2 separate regions of the Mus musculus genome follow, and region 1 is linked to region 2. A link is a loop called in an ENCODE intact Hi-C map of the cell type or tissue named here. Cell type or tissue: left cerebral cortex. All regions are shown on one strand. Links, peaks and the distances in the headings refer to the core of each region. The heading gives the core; the rest is flanking DNA.

The links. A loop is a pair of places that touch in the nucleus more often than their neighbours do. Peaks named below come from ENCODE experiments on the same cell type or tissue, not always from the same donor. Only the 100,000 strongest peaks of a DNase experiment are listed, where the experiment ranks them.
Region 1: a loop joins it to region 2, with 6 times the contacts of the local background. A loop is called at or near these places in 2 of 42 quality-filtered maps.

Annotation. Positions count from the first base shown.
Region 1 is chr1:130,189,504-130,197,839 of GRCm38, forward strand. Thsd7b (thrombospondin, type I, domain containing 7B) reads left to right here. Exons shown (of 28, transcript NM_172485.3): 23 at 353-526; 24 at 628-723; 25 at 3,051-3,133; 26 at 5,604-5,796. It also overlaps the pseudogene Gm29428. Among named protein-coding and RNA genes, the nearest start is that of Gm41951, 110 kb to the right of the region's middle. In left cerebral cortex, for the core only: a CTCF peak has its summit at 3,364; a DNase peak (open chromatin) is centred at 3,335.
Region 2 is chr1:129,270,114-129,278,449 of GRCm38, forward strand. It overlaps Thsd7b (thrombospondin, type I, domain containing 7B), which reads left to right and starts at 3,191. Exons shown (of 28, transcript NM_172485.3): 1 at 3,191-3,487. In left cerebral cortex, for the core only: a CTCF peak has its summit at 3,318 (motif pointing right); DNase peaks (open chromatin) are centred at 3,334 and 3,546; H3K4me3 peaks cover 1,375 bases; H3K27ac peaks cover 469 bases.

The sequences.
Region 1 (8,336 bases), core at 259-8,258, 920 kb after region 2:
TGGGTGCTATTTTCCTTTCACCAACTCCTAGATCCTCCCCACCTCCCCTCCAGCAGCCACATTATACTCGAGTTGTAACTACTGTAACTTGAACCAGAGTTATCTATGGCAATCTCATTTTTGCACTCTTTTGCTAACCTAACTATAAATTATTTCACCAATATTAGTGCTTTCAGACTGGAAACACTAAATCTTTGGTCCTTCCCATGTCCCTACACTTCTACTACATGCCTCCTTGCATTTCTTCTTGCATGCCCCCCTTGCATTCCCTTTGCATACCCCATTCCTGTTATGGATGTCTAGCACCTGTTCTCACAATGTTCCTCCTGCCCTGCACTATGTGACTATCCAGGAGACTGCCACATTACCCCATGGTCTGAGTGGAGCAAGTGTGAGCTAACCTGCATTGACGGAAGAAGCTTCGAGACCACAGGCCGCCAATCTAGGTCAAGGACATTCATAATCCAGTCTTTTGAGAATCAAGATAGCTGCCCCCAACAGGTTCTAGAAACACGACCATGTACAGGTACCAGGACCATGTTTCAGTGCTTTAACTAGTATTCATTGATACCCATTCTGTTGATAAGAGAGATATAATGGGATTACTGTTTTCATATTCACTTGCAGGTGGCAAATGTTATCACTACATATGGAAAGCAAGTCTTTGGAACAATAATGAGCGGACTGTGTGGTGCCAGCGCTCAGATGGCCTTAATGTCACAGGTACTCCTTCCTAAGATTCATGTGGAGACTTCAAAAAGCTCTCACAGTGTGCTTCTGTTGAAGAATTCCCTTATAAATTGAAGCAAGGTGGAAGAGCAGGTGGCTTAGATGGTCTGCGTGGCAGGTTTTCATTAGGCCCTCACTTCCATCTTTGAAATCAACAATTCTATGTGATGAGATAGTAAAGTGTTTAAGCCAAGCAGCTCAGTCCTAAACACAATGAAATAGTCCTAAATTCATGATCTCTGATAAATCCAAGGAAGATGCATGCTTGTTTAAAATGGTGTTCTCTAAAATGTTAAACGCCATGCCATCTCAGTCAGTACACTGAGAGGGATCCACTGAGCATCAGCTCCAGTCTTCCCCATGTTCCTTCCACATGCCTCACGCCACTCTCCTCTGCAGCTGAGATTCACAGTGCTGATAAACATACAATTTTTAAATTGAAATGTTTTGTGCTAACGATGCAATGAGAAACATTTACGTTATGGATGTTCGTGTTTACCCACTGCAGGCTGATTTAGAATGTTTTCCTGCTTAGGGAAATTACTTAATGTCTAAAAATAGTCTGAAGGAAACACTCCTTATTCTTAAAAGAGGGTACAATTTGATTGTACAAATGGTTTTCTCAATAATTTTAAAGATTTTTTTGATGTCCCCTTGTCAAAGCAAATTAAATTGACATTGATTTTTCTTTAGTACTGCAACTGACAAACAGCCTTATGCAAGAAGTATACAACAGCTGGAGAATCACAGCCCCCACCCTTTTCCTGTTTACGTGCCTTCACATTATTGGGATTAAGCCATAGTGCAATCCATACAGTAATTTATTTTGAGATACCTTGTTTTTTCATTTTGTAAGTTGTTAAAGCTAAGTACTCTGTAAGCATGCCTACCTAGGAACCAAAGAAAGCCTCCTCCTCCTCCTCCTCCTCCTCCTCCTCCTCCTCCTCCTCCTCCTCCTCCTCCTCCTCCTCCTCCTCTTCCTCCTCCTCCTCCTCCTCCATGGTCAGAGAGCTTACACAGTAGAGGGCTATGCTGGCCCAATGTACCTTCTCAGTGCACAGCATGAGGCCACTAGACAAGTAAGCTTGGACTATTGGCATCACCTGGTAAATATGACTACAGCCTAATTTCACTCTTGAAATCTAAAAGCTGTGTTCTATAATCTCTGTGAGTTGGAGTAGTCCTCTCTGGAGACCTGTGGCTTGAAGAGCGGATGTCCTCTCCCCAGACCTGATTGTAAAATAGGCAGGTCCTGTGTGGCCATTACCACTGAAATCCACATGACCAGTTTCAACTCCAGGTGCTACCTCTAGACTGCAGTGGCTTTGTGTCTTGTTTTGTTTTGAATTCTGGTGCTTGTTATTTGTCTAATGTTTTCAGCAGTAGTGACAACTTAGCTGCTTCATTCCCTGAATATGTCTAAGCCTGACACTTCCTGTATTGCCTTGAGCCTGAAGCCTTTTTGCTATCTGCCACGCCATAAAGTGTAATTAGTTCACAAGTATTGCATTGCAAAGACTAGAGCCTATAAATTCGCCTGACATCATAGGAATACAGTTTAAACACTACCCTTAAGTGCATCAACTTCTCAAACTAATTATCTTGAAACTTAATGTCTGTTACTGCTTTGAATCAAGAAAGACAAAACCAAAACCATTATAGTACACGGGTGGATTTCAGGCTGTGAAGACACATGCTAGTTTTGTTTACTCAGATATGTGCCTAATACCTGCAAGTGCTATGTAAGACATCAGACTGTTCGTCCTAGACTTTATGCTTTTGCTTCTACACACATGCTGAAGGGGAAAATCCGTATGTCACTGTGTATGTTCATTATGCCTGGTTCATATAAAAAATCCTTGCCACAGGGCTTGGCCCTGTGGCCCCTGGAGCAATAGTGATTTGGCTTTTGGAATCAACCAAGTATGTAGCTGGGTTACCCAGGAGCTGGAGAGACAATGTATGCATAGATTGAGTCTCTAAGCAGCTGTGTTTGCTACTCCTGAACCCAAATAGTGATGCCATCAATTCTTGTACTGATCTGGGTGCTCACAGGCTTTGCCCTCAATTATAGACCCATGATAGACTCTCAATGCCAATGAACATGGAAAAAACACTATAAATGTCTCATTTTCAGCACATCCTGGAGTGACTACTAAGCTAGGAGTGTAGCACATAGCTGACATGTGCATTTAAGCCATGATAAAATAATAATGATGTTATCAATAATAACTAGGTCCCCAATATGAAGAGGAAGAGAAAACTTTTAAGTATGACAATCATAGATAAGCCCGCAAATAACAGTAATATTTTCTTTGTAGGTGGCTGCTCCCCTCAGGCACGCCCTGCTGCTATTCGGCAATGCATTCCAGCATGCAAAAAACCTTTCTCCTACTGCACACAGGTGAGTTTCATGCTGGGCTCCCCTACATGAATTATAATTTCAGTGATATATATGTATATACATACACATACACACACACACACACACACACACACACACATATATATATATGTATACACACACACACACACACACACACACACACACAGAGTAGTGTGGGTCCTGTACCTCTGCTAACGCCAGGCAGCAATTTTATGTGCCTACATCGCCATCTAGAGACACTTGGAGGGAGAACAATTGCCAAGACAGCAGCTTATCCAATCTACCTTCCGGCTAATTAATGCTCCATCTACCAATACCTGGTTTTAGTTAACTTATGCATTCCATTATCAACATTTCATGCAAGTGAGCTGTTTTGAAATATTTCCATGCTGTTCCTACTTAATAATATGTATTTTTAAAAATTTGTTGTACTGTACAATGTTTATAGAGTTTTTAATTTGCTAAAAACTAGGTTAAACATATGACCATGACTAGAAAAAAAAATGCTGTGTGTCTTTGTCTTTTTATGTGTTTGTGCATGTGTGTGTGGTGTGGGTGTGTGTGTGTGTGTGTGTCTGTGTGTCTGTGTGTCTGTGTGTGTCTGTGTTTGTGTGTCTGTGTTTGGGGGGTGTATATATGTATATATATATGCATATATCTCTCGTTTTAGAGAAGGATTTTTTGGTTTTTTTCTCCCCCATCTCTTTCACATACTTCTGCTTAGGAACTTTTGTCAGATGCACATAGTATTGTAATTAGTGGGTATTACTAGTTTCAATGCATATATACTATTTTAAAGCTGTGTTGCATTTCTTAAAGAAGCAGGTTTCTTCTTACAATGTATGTATCCAAAAAAAAAAAAAAAACAATGCAATGAAGGAAACTTAAGTATTCAGTCATATTTTATGACTCTTCTAATTCAAGATGGGTTAATTCTTTATCACAGAAAAGACATGGCTAGGTCTACAGAAAACAAATAAACAAAAAAAAACAGAAGAAATAAATTTATTTGGCCTCACAATGTTTGCAAAATATAAGTTGCCCTTACCCAGCCTTATGGACACTTAATAAACCTAAATAACTCTCCCCTAAACCCTTGGCACATACACCTAACTAGATACAGCTTTTTTCTCAGACTAAGAATAGAGATTCATCTTGTAAAGATGGCTTCAATAATACCACCATGTGATAACTTCCATCAGCTGAAAATACAGAGCATTGTTATAGCTTTGTCCTGCACTGAACTGTGGGCCGTTAGTTATGGCATTTGCTTCTCTGGCTGCCATCTGTCCTTTTGTAGAGCATCAAGGTGCCTTATTCAGTTTCAGTAGCTATTGCTCCTTAAAATCAAATTCAGTCAACAAGTGATGATCCCAGCAAGATGAGCTGGATTGGCATAAGTGACTCTATGAGGTAGAGATCTGTTCAGAAAATGCCAGAAGGTGTAAAGACAGAGTCATAAAGACTGATTATCACACTCTTCTTCTTTTCTCTCATTTCCCAGTGTCTGTCTATTGGACTAAGAGGAATTACTTTCTGATTCACTTCCCAAGACAGATAGGAAACCTTGTCTATCATCGTTCATCATAGTCAGCTTGTCCAAGATACTCATTATACATGAAAGTGACCAGAAACTACAAAAGCAAATATAAAGAACACATTGTCATGATGTCAAGCAGGGGTGTGTTATAATGTGACACTCTAGTTACGATAATGAAGAGTAATTGAGGGAGATGGATAGATAGCATATTTTCCTTAAATGTGATTTTAATAACGTGTCTTTTCTCCACCTGGACCTCTCTCCTAGGAGCAAAACAGCCATCATGACTAGTTCAGCACCAAGGGTACAGGGGATAACAGCATTGAGTATGTGGGGTAATGACAGCACTCAGGCATCACCTAATTCAAAGGAAATGTCCACATAGACCTGTGGCTTTCCCTTGCAGTAAGAAGAGAAAGCTGAAACCTATAGGCTGGTGTCCAAAACTAGTGAGGGACAGTTAAAGATGAAACTTTGATAAAATGTCATAAGCATCTCTAAAAGAGAAGAAATGCCATATTAATACACCCTACTCTCAGAGAACTTTGATGTCATCTTTGGAAAAAAAATCTGAATTATGAGCACATTAGAAAGACCTGGCAAAGAGTGGGGGATACCCCACTCAGAGAAGGGAAAGAGGGGATGGGGGAATGGCGGTGGAAGGGGACAGTGAGTGGAATGTAAAGTGAGTAATTAAAATAAGTAAATAAATAAATAATAACTACAAATTATAAAAAGAAAGATCTGGCAAGTTATTTAATGCTGACATTAGGGTGTAGAAAATTGGATTATGGATTATTGGATTTATCCCTTTGGTAAATCAGTTGCTGAAACCCCTGGATTTCCAAGACATACAAAGACAAACATTAAGTGATTTCACTGATATTTGAATACTTTATTCATTTTCACAACTCCTATATAACCACCCATGTATTTTCTGTACTATAGGGAGGAGTCTGTGGCTGTGAGAAGGGATACACAGAGATAATGAGATCAAGTGGCTTCCTGGATTACTGCATGAAGGTGCCTGGCTCGGAGGATAAAAAAGCTGACGTGAAAAACCTCTCTGGGAAAAATAGACCTGTGAATTCCAAAATACATGATATTTTTAAAGGATGGTCTCTCCAACCTCTGGACCCAGGTGTGTTTCCATTGTGAATAAGGGATGCAAATTTTCTTCTGGTGAGCTTTTACTGTGGCCATCTCTCCCTGTGGAAGGAATGGAAGGAGGGAAGGAAAGAAGGACAAAGGACATGGTTTAGCTCAAGGCTTCTCAGATTTGAGAGGTTCATGTGGTCCTATTTAAGCATAAAGCATTTTCATGGATGCTTATTAGCCTGTCAATCACAGTCTAAGTGGCAGTGAGCTAGGAACAAGGTAGTGTCTTGGGAAAATGTCTTTTACTTGTAAATTGTTGCTGCTTCTACAACTGGATTTGTGCATTTAAATAAAATTAAAGGAGAAATTGGAATAGGATCTTACAAACTTACAGGAAATGCCCACAGACCTGTTGTGGTTTTAAAGGCACTGGTGAGGTGGTAAGAAGGCCCAGTTTTTGAGAGAAGTGGGCCTTTCAATACTGTGGCTTAAACCACCTGCTTTCAAACAAGTGGCTCTGTCTTGGTTGCTTTACCTATAAAAATCAGTGTAGTGATCCACTTTGCAGGATTGTCCTGGGCAGGGCAAGCAACCAGCCTCTAGGGCTCACAAATTAGTGTTTATTATGAGCAGGAAAGAAAATGTGCTGAATGACATCCAAACGCCTACCAAACACCATCAGCCTTGTTGGAGAGACTAAGAAACTCAAACCTGAGGGTCGCCATGGCAGAGGTGCAGCAACTCCGAGTGCAGGAGGCTGTGGATGCCATGGTGAAAAGTGTGGAGATAGAGAACATCCGGAAGATGCAGGGCCTCGTGTTCCGGTGCAACGCCAACTGCTGTGAAGACACTCAAGCATCAGGTGCACCAATGCATCAAGAGCTACCATGCACCTCTGACTCAAGCCCAAGCTCTGGTCACCAGAGAGCTGGAAAGGTTCCAGGACCGATTGGCCCACTGCACCATGCGTTGCAATGACAAAGCCAAAGACTCAATGGAAGCAGGAACTAAGGAGCTTCAGGTGAAGTGACAGCTAGACAGCTGTGTGACCAAGTGTGTGGATGACCACATGCACCTCGTCCCAACAATGACCAAGAAGATGAAGGAGTCTCTGTCATCCATCAGGAAATAGAATTGTTTGCCAGTGACCATTCAGACTGAGGGCAGGTTATTTAAAAGGAAGAATGGGAGTTTAATATGTTAAGCAATGTTTATGAATGAGGAAAACTTAAGACACAGCAAGTTCCAAGCAAATGCTGCTCACTGCTGGACACTAGTTCCTTTACATCCGGATCTTAGAAGGTGACGTAGGAAGAAGCTGGTGCTAAGATTTGGATTTCAGAGAGCTCAGAGGAGAGGTCTAGATCCTAAATATTCATATGCAAGTGTCTGTTCTGTAGTAGAGATCAACCTTGTACCAAGAGCTGAGTTTCTTACTACAAACATCCAGGCTGGCAGCTCTCTTCAACCTGCTGGTAAAATCTGAGGAGAGGTGCTTCTCCTCAGAGAAGCTTGACAAATCCTGTTGACCAGAAGTATCACCACACCACCTTGCATATGCTGGGAAACAAAACCCAGTAGGCTAGGAATTCAGAGGAAAGGATTTCCTTTTCAAATCTATATTTTGCTGAGTTTTGTCTTATATGCAGGGCACACTGGATCTAAGATACAGGAGGCGGAGTGGTTTGAGTCACTTCTAATGGTTCCTGGTATTATGTACCGTCAAGATGGGAATGTCCATTTCTTCAAATTCTGTTATTCTAGAAGCCCCTGAAGAAGCCAGACAGTGTCACACAGTGTATATGAGAAACAGCCTTCTTCACTGACTTGTGCAGCAAAGTGGCACATCCTTATGAAAAGCAAGGGGGTTGGCTGTCACTCACATGCCAGTCACTGAGAACAAATAGTACATAGGAATTGTTGAGACGTGCAAATCCAGTATTAATCAGCTCTGAATTTACAGAGCCTTATAGCAACAAGAAGGCCAGAAAGTGAGCAACTTGGGCCACAGAAAGCTAGGACCATTGTAGAGCAAGAGAGGCATACACTTTCTTGACAAATGCCATTTTTGCCTGGATTTGTTTGTTTGTTTGTTTTGCAGTGTTGCTGCTGGCCCAACATAGCACCTTATCTTTTGGATAAGTACTATGTTGTATTTATACTAATTAATTACTTGAAACAGTGATACATCTGTTTCTTTGCTGTGTCAAGCCTGCAATATATTTTACAAGTGGTTTGGTTTTTAAATAAAGTTTCATTGTCTCCAGCTTTTAAAAGCAAGCAAGCAAGAAAGAAAGAAAGAAAGAAAGAAAGAAAGAAAGAGAGAGGGGGGAGGGGGGAGGAGGGAGGGAGGGAGGGAGGGAGGGAAGGAAGGAAGGAAGGAAGGAAGGAAGGAAGGAAGGAAAGAAAGAAAGAAAGAAAGAAAGAAAGAAAGAAAGAAAGAAAGAAAGAAAGAAAGAAAGGAAGAAAGAAACTCAAACCTAGTAGCATCAGGTAATTTCCCCAGGGTCACAGCAGAAAGTGACAGGGGTGAGTTTTGAGATGCAGGTGACTAAGACTCTATATCCAGCTCTCATGTGCTGT
Region 2 (8,336 bases), core at 88-8,087:
TGAACTCCCTGCTTCCTTGCACATGGGCATTGCAGACAGAGCAGAAGCAGGGACTTCCTGGGTGGCAAGCCTGGGATGCTAGCACTTGCGTTTCTCACTCTTGTTTTAAATTGGGCTTCCATCTCAGCATGCCTTCTTTATCTCTTGTTATTGTCGCTATTTGTTTGTTTTGTTTACATGATATTTTCTCACCCAAGCTTGTTATACTGTATGGAAAACTTGGTGTTCAGAAATAGCAGTGGTGGCAAACATACTGGACAACAACAAAATGTACCTTTAAACTCCAGTGGTGCCTGGAGAGCAAGGGTTACTTTCCTCCTAGTGCTAGCCAGCTTTGGCTTGCCCTGGGGAATGAATCCCAACAGGCCTCCAGCCTCCCCCTTCTATTGTTCTACTGTTTCCTCTGCACTTGTTAGAAGGGTTGACTGGCGCCCTTGCCATCTGTGTATGAGGGTTATGGGAATTTCTAACCTCCAGCTTATTTTCCACCCCTATTGATCCGTTCCTCACAGATAATGATGCCACCTACTCTCAAGGCTATGTTCTTCCAAACGCTTTCCCTGGTACAATTTCTGTACCTGTCTAGCAGTCTTTCTTGCCTATCTTCCTGTCTAGGCTGTCCTTTAAATGTTCCTCATCTAATGCAGACTTTTTTTTTTTTTTTTTTTTTTTTTTTTGCCAGTGCTTTTCTAAGGACCAACACTCATGATGTTAGGAAGAAGTCGGTATTTTAGCAAATTCCATTTGAACATAAGCCAGAGGTTTGAGGCTAGCAGCAGAAAGACGAGGTTAGAATGAATTTTTGGTTTGCATTTTCCTTCTGGTAGATTTATGCATTATTATACAATAATGTAAGGTAAAAGTCTGTCATCTTACCCTGTGACTTTCCTGAAATACTATGGTCAGCACAATGCCTTAAAGGGGAGTCACTGTCTTCCAGCTAACCTGAGAGAGACGTAGTGATGCTTAATACTTATGGCTCTTTGTATTTAGAACTCATTTGGACTTCATTCTTCTGAATTGTTCTTTTCTTTTAAGGAACCCAAATGTAGGAGCTAGGAATATGGTCCAGGCAAAAAAGTGCTTGCATCATAAGCATAAGGTTGAGATTGGCAGAGGAACCCAATGTTGACCTCTGATGCTCATACACATACATGTATATGAACACCTATATGCACACACACACACACACACACACACACACACACACACACACACACACACACACACACAAATATGCCACCATAAAGAAAGAAACCCAATGCACAGTACATAACTGGGGTATGAGTATTATCTATACTTATAGTTCTGAACACCAGGAGACCCAGAATGACAGAGGGGGGAAAGCTGCATTTTAAAAGAAATCCAAATATTCTCATGAGCATCATAAATGATTGCTGAGGTACTGTATGGGATTAGTGAGGATGCGCTTCTTATTAAATTGAGAATGCAGATTCGAATCACCAACCTTAAGAAAAATATATGCCTCTGGAGGGGTGTGGGAGGTAAGTACCAAGGTATCTGTGAGCAACATATTCTGAAGTCACCTTTGATGGCCCGCTGAAGAAAGGTTGCAAAGCCAAGCTTTGTAATCAGAGTGTGTGAGCCTGGGATGGGTTCTGGAGACGCAGCATCTATTCTGGGAAGCTTGAAACCTGGGAAGTCCTGGTGGAGCACTTCAGGAAAGCAGAAATGTTCTTTTCTCTGGCTGCTGTTTCTCAAGTTACTTAAATGAAACCCATTGCCTATTGATCTATATATCTGTATCTATATCTATATCTATATCTATATCTATATCTATATCTATATCTATCACAATAAAATATAATGGACCCTTTTCTACTTGGGGTAACAGATCATGTGGTCTTGAATTTTGGGAGATACTGTGAGATCTGGATGACAGCTGATGCATTTTTAAGACAATGATCTAAAGAGAGGCATAACCCTGAATGTGAGCACAGAACTCCCTAGGACAATAGTGATTACTGGGTTCAAGGGCTAATGCTTCCCACTCTCAGAACCTGTCCCACAGCAAGCTCCCCACCAAAATATTCACCTTTCCACTTACAGTGGCATTTATATCCTTTTGATTTGTTTGTCCCTCTGTGGCAGATCCTAGCTACTCTGCTGTTTAATTTGTGCTATGACATCAAGCTTTAATTTTATCGTTATTATTTTTGCTTCTTTTAGACACCCATGGTGTGCCAGGCGCCGAATAAAATAAGGATACATTCCTTGCTGTCTCTGTGCTCCCACTTTTAAAGAACCAAGACAAGCAAAATTCCCAGTAACTGGCAATAGATAGTCATTACTCCCCTTACCTCCCTTCCTTCCTTTTGAAGCAACCTCATCTCTCTGAACAAGCTTAAGAAGTTCTCTGGATCAAAGCTGTCAGAAACCAGGAGGGTTTGGAACAAGTGTCAGAGTAGGCAAAGGACCTCCAGAACTCCAGCTCCTTCCTCGCCTGCCTGAGAGAGATCTGGCCTGCATCTCTGCCTACCTTACCTGGGTGGGCTAGGACTCTCAGGCTACTAGCTGCCTCTGACATCCCTACCTAGGAGGCAAACTTCCCACACCTCACTAGCTCTAGGACCAAGGATGCTTTAAACCAAAGGATCCAAAGGATTCTGGCTTTTCCCAGGTATCTGATTGACTTGCAGTGACAGACTCTGGGCGTCTCATAACAGGGCTATGCCTACATTAGTACCCCGGTGGTTCTCTGGAGGCACCCCTAGTGTGCCTCTCCTACACACACCATTGGGATCTTTATCCTTTTCAGTTATCATCAGGAGGAACTCTGAGGCTTGGGGAAGCTTGAGGAATGGCTCAGTAAGTGCCTGCAGGCAAGTGTGCCAAGATCAACCCCACCCCAGCTTCCCTGGGACTTCCCCTTGTGCCTACCCCAGGCTCAGAGTGGTTAGGCACCAGGTGCTCAGCCCAGCTGGGGAGTCTCCCTCACTTAGCCAGCACCTGCACTCCTGCATTAGAGTTGGGAAAACAGTCGGCTTTGAGGGGTGCAGAGGAGCCAAGGGGGTTGAGGCCAGTTGCACCTCAGGCTGCTCACCCAGGGGAGCTGGTTTGGCGAGTCCTGGGGTCTGAAGGGTGCACTAACCCAGAGAAGGGGAGGAGGGCCAGGAGGAGAGATGAGGGAGGAGGGGAAGGCATGAGGGAGGGGCACCGGAGCAGCTGCTGTGGGAGGCTAGGCGCAAGGTGGCTCCCCGCGGCCCGGCGCCCCGCGGCTCCCGGGGACGCACCAGGCAGCCAATGGATGCGCAGAGGTGTACAGCAGATGGCGTCCGACTGCGCCGTTTCTTCCTCCTCCTCCTCGTCCTCCTCTTCCTCCTGCTTCAGTGCTGAGCAGCCAGAGTCGCAGCCGGGTTGCCAGACGCTGGAATGGGTGGTCTCCCGACACATACCACCATCTTCACTGGGAAAGCTCGGGGCTCGTCGGCTCCCAGAAGCTGCAGCTGCGGCTCGGGCGAGGCTGGTGAGTGCGGTCGCGCTGTGCCCCAGCTGGCATGGACTGATGCCGCGGGTCCCCTTGGCTGGCCGGATGGAGAGAGAGCTGCCCCGAATGGGGGCGCCTCCCGCACAGACTTTCATAGCCAGGCACCTTCCCTCGTCCCTTCTTCCAGCTAGTCGCGGAACTTGGAACCGGAGCCTTTGGCTCTGGGCTGCGGGAATGATTGGCTGCTGGGGTGTAGAATGCTTGGATCCTCTAATCCGGAGGGCAGGCAGGGACACCCCGCGACTTGGGCATAGGTCTCAGGCAATTGGACTGAACACACATGGGGTGGGTTCTAGCTTGCTTTGTGGGGAACCTATGAAAGGAACCGGTGGGTCCCCATCCTGTACGTGGAACCTTAAAGCTTTCAGATCCCAGCACCGGGAGTTCTGTAGGTTTTTCAAACTGGTCGAGTGAAGGGTCCCCTTTGGGTAGCCCGGAAGGTGAAATCCACGCATGGGTGCTCAGGGACCCGAGAGGATACCGGAGCAAGCCAAGAAGTTTTGCGGAGTCCTCCGATTTCTCCCTGAAGTGACAGGAGGCCACAGCAACAGTTTACATGCCCATGGTTCTCAAGGGGGCAAGGGGTGTCCTGGGGGACAGGGGAGCCCACAGGTTGGACATGATACCACATTGCTTTTTTGAGAGAAAAAAATGGGTCCAGCATGTGAGAGTGGGAAGCAAGGAGAAGGAGCATGCTTTCTCCTACCGCTCCCACTTTGCATCTTGCATGTTCTATACACTATTAAAGTTATTTGAAAAGGGAAATGAAACCTCAGCTCTAGGCGTCCTAGTACATTGAGTCTTGAAGTTGGAAAGCTTGGAGTGTGCCTCTCTCTCTCTCTCTCTCTCTCTCTCTCTCTCTCTCTCTCTCTCTCTCTGTGTGTGTGTGTGTGTGTGTGTGTGTGTGTGTGTAGTTGAGGATGAGGGCAATAAGCATTCCCTGGCTGTATTTCTTACACACACACACACACACACACACACACACACACACACACACACACTTGTAGAGGAAGGAATGGTATTTAATGGTACTTTTTTCTTTTGAAAATTCTTAAAGAATGAGCATCCTTTAAGAGCTCCTGCGATTCGATTCTGCCCAGTGAGTGGAGTCCAATGATATCAGAAGACTTTGGTTCACTCTGTAGAAAGCGCCAGGGAGCCTGGTGCTCCTTTTAATGTTGGGGTGATCTGTTGGCAATGGGCTACTGCCCTCCTTCAAGTATTCTTGTATGTGGTGATCAGGTGGAAAGCACCTGCCTGATGTTTTCTCAACACATCTGTGAGGTTTATTAGCAGATGGGTAATCCGTGCAGGCAGGGGTCATGCCAACCAACCTGTGGGGTGTGTGTGTGTGTGTGTGTGTGTGTGTGTGTGTGCCTGTGGATTGTGTTTCTGGAGTTTCCTTTTTCCAGGCTATCTTTGGATGTCAGAGAGATCTTATTCCCTCTGGCATTTCAGAAGACAATCTGGGGTTGTTGGGTAACTGGGAGGAGCTGATCTACAGGGAAACCCCCTCCTTCTAATTCAGTTAAGGCTTCCCAAGAGCCACTTAAGGATACCACTAACCAAATCACGAAGTCCTGTTCAGTGGTGAGTGTGCGCTTTCGACTTTGTGGGTTGAGGGTTATATAGAAAGTTTCAATCTTGAGGCTTTCCTTTGATGCTCTCCTGTTTTTAAACCTCAGTGCCATTTCTAACTAGGTCTTTGAAAACTTAACCTGGCAAGTTCCGTTGTCTTAGGGGCACAGGATCAGCAGGAGGGAGTGGAATCCTCCAGCTTGGCTTCTACTTTCCCTGGTTATTGTGTACTTGCTAGAAGCCAAGGATTGGAAACTCCTGTTCATGCAAATTTAAGTGAAAAAGGATGGAAAAGATGATTTTTCTGGACTATGGCAACTTATCCATATGCGTCTTAAGAATTGTGAGAGTCATGTTGCTTTAGAGGACGTGGAGAAGTCTTACCTGTTCTCATAGACAGGAACCAGAAGCTCTGTGTACCTGAAGACCTTTCAGGGTTCTGAAGATGCCCCAAGGGCTTGGAGACATCCTGGAGAGTGCTGTCTATGGACATGGACCACTTAGGTCTATTGTGGGGTTTAAAATACAATGGCTTCACTCAATATTTTCCTCAGTATTTAAATTGATATTTCAAAAATGTTCTTTGCAGTATTTCTTCATCCTTCTTCATTTATTTTTCATCCAAGTTGTTGCTTGTTAGAAACTTGAAAGGCTAGACACATAGGAAACAATCATAAAGAGCATGCAAACACAGACTGCTGATTTGGAGATTGGCATTGGTTAAGTTGGTGACTGAATGTACTATTCTGCGCTCTACTGAGCTTGCCTTTCAAGGGGAAGAGAAGGGGTGGAAGGGAAATGATACTTAGGATGTTCTTCTTTACAAAGACCATTGAGAACTTTGTCTACTTGCTGTGAGTCTTATTTCTGAAGGAATATTTTTTTTATTGTATCTGTAAAAATGAAGTTTGTCTTTAAGTCACTGACTAAACAGACAGAATGAAAAGCGAGGATGGAAGTTAATGGGAGAGGAGTGTCTGAACCATTTTCAGTCTGCCAACCCCTTTTAATTGTACTTCAGAAGTTGCAGCTAGAGTAATCCAATTCTTTTATAGATAAAAAGCCATCTTGCCCAAACTGCAATCTTGATGTTCTGTACACCTTTGTCAAGATCAGGCTTTAACGTAATAACTTTGATTGAAAGGCTTGAATAGAATGATGCAGAAAGGCTGACTGGTCCTATTCAGTGAACAGTCAAAATGACAAATGATACGATACATTAAGTGAATGATTAAGATAAACAGATTAAAGAATTCTAAGTAGTGTCAACTATACCAGTTGTTGGGGGGGAAATGAACAACACCATAAGCAGCTAGGCTTCAGAGGCACAGAGGTTTGTGCCTTGAACAACAAAAGGGCAGCTCACTACCCTCAACTGCTCAAAGGAGCCTCATAAACTTCTAGAGTTCTGAGTCTGAGTTTAAACTTACATTCTTTATGTTTTCACAAGGAGATATTTCCCAGTATACGACTTTAAAAGACACTCAGCCATAATCGTTTTAGTACCAGGCAGCTTCGTAGCTATAGCATGAGTCCTTAATTTAGAGTTGTTAGCAGGATTAATATCTAAGTGATAATTAACACATCAAACCTGTGAAAGTGGGAAGACTTTTAGGTCTGATTTAATTCTCCAAGTTTACTATTGTGAGTCTGATTGGAATCTGTGGGTGAGCACATCTCAAATCACTGGCACCTTGCTCCAAGTTAAATGGTTTTATCCTCAGGTTTTCTCCTTTAAAATTTCTCCATTGATTGAGATTATGTTACTGATTTTTTCCCCCATAGAAAACAGCCATGGCTAATGATATGGCTAGTTGCTTGCAATAATCCACTGATGATTTCTTTCTATTCTAATTTCTATTCTTCGACAATCTCACATACATATACAGAGTTTTCATTACAGTTCTGCTTGCTGAGCCTTCTCTCTTTCCTACTAAAATCTTCCTTCATTCCAGAAAAGTCACTCCACTTAGTCTCTTTGCTTTGGATCCACTGTGTTTAATTGGGGTTACATTGCTGAGCTAGAGTCCAGAGTTATTTACTGGAATTTGCAGAGTTTATCAATGGCTGTACCACTAAAGACAGGGACACTTGACTCTCTCAACACGCATTAATTGTCCAGAGACTTCCAGTGACAAGTTGGACATTATGAGCCCTCTCCTAGCTGTGATGGGTTAGTGATGGGTTCAGTCTTAGGTGTGTGTTGTGTTGGTAATCACAGTCACCGTGCGTTCCTGAGGGCAATGGCCATATCCTGTCTTGGAGATATTTTCACAGTGCTCCCAGCCTGTCACTTTTACAATCTTTGAACCTCCTCCTCTTCTGTGATGCTCCTTGAGCCTTGGAAGGGTGATGCAAATGTCCTGTTTCTAGCTGGTGGTTTAAGATGAGCACCCCATAGCTACTAGATCAAGTATTGTATCAGAAGAGAAGAGGGAAGCAGACGGTTAGTGAAATTCAGTTCCTTCTGCTCCTTTGGTGAATTTTTAGAACACTAGAGGTGCTGTGGAATAGATTTCACTGTGGGTAAAAAGCTTGTGGTCACTGCAAAAGGTGGAGAGCTAAACTCTCAGCTTGTCCAGTAAACAGTCAAGTCACCTGGTTGGGGCTATGTAAGAACTAATGTGTTATGGGACTGTGCTACAGAGCTGGAAAAAACAGAGTACATTTCAGGGCATCTCAGAGAACATATTGGTTTCTGGTTATTTCATATCTGTGATTGAATAATTCTAAAACAACTCTTTGCTGTGATATGCACATCTGGTAGGTTTTATTTTATTTTATTTCTGGAAGATTTCTTTTTTGGGGGGAGGGGGGTAGGTTAAAAAATGGTCCTCATAAGAAAAAAGTGTAACTCTTGACCTAGAGGAGGGAATGGCCATGGCAGTGTTTCCTGTATTCAACCAAAGAGTATCAGCAGCAGAGAAGAAGGGATTTTGCAGCAAAGATTACAAGGCTTGCTTGTGCTTTTGCCTCTCTAGGCATATTTTAATCGTGATCCCTTTGTAATTAAATATGCAGCAGCTAAAAACGGAATCCCAAGTAACTAACACACAACTGATCCCTGAATGCCTTGACTGCAGGAAAAGCTCTTTGCTGGGTTCCACTTGCTTGCCTGAGGGCTGGCTGCAGATTAGTGCCCTGGTGCTGTGTTACTGCACAGTCCATTACTTTTGGAAGAATCACAACATTGCGAAGAACTCGAAATTTCACAGCAGTCAGGCTCAGTTGCTTTGGTCTTGGTCTGTAG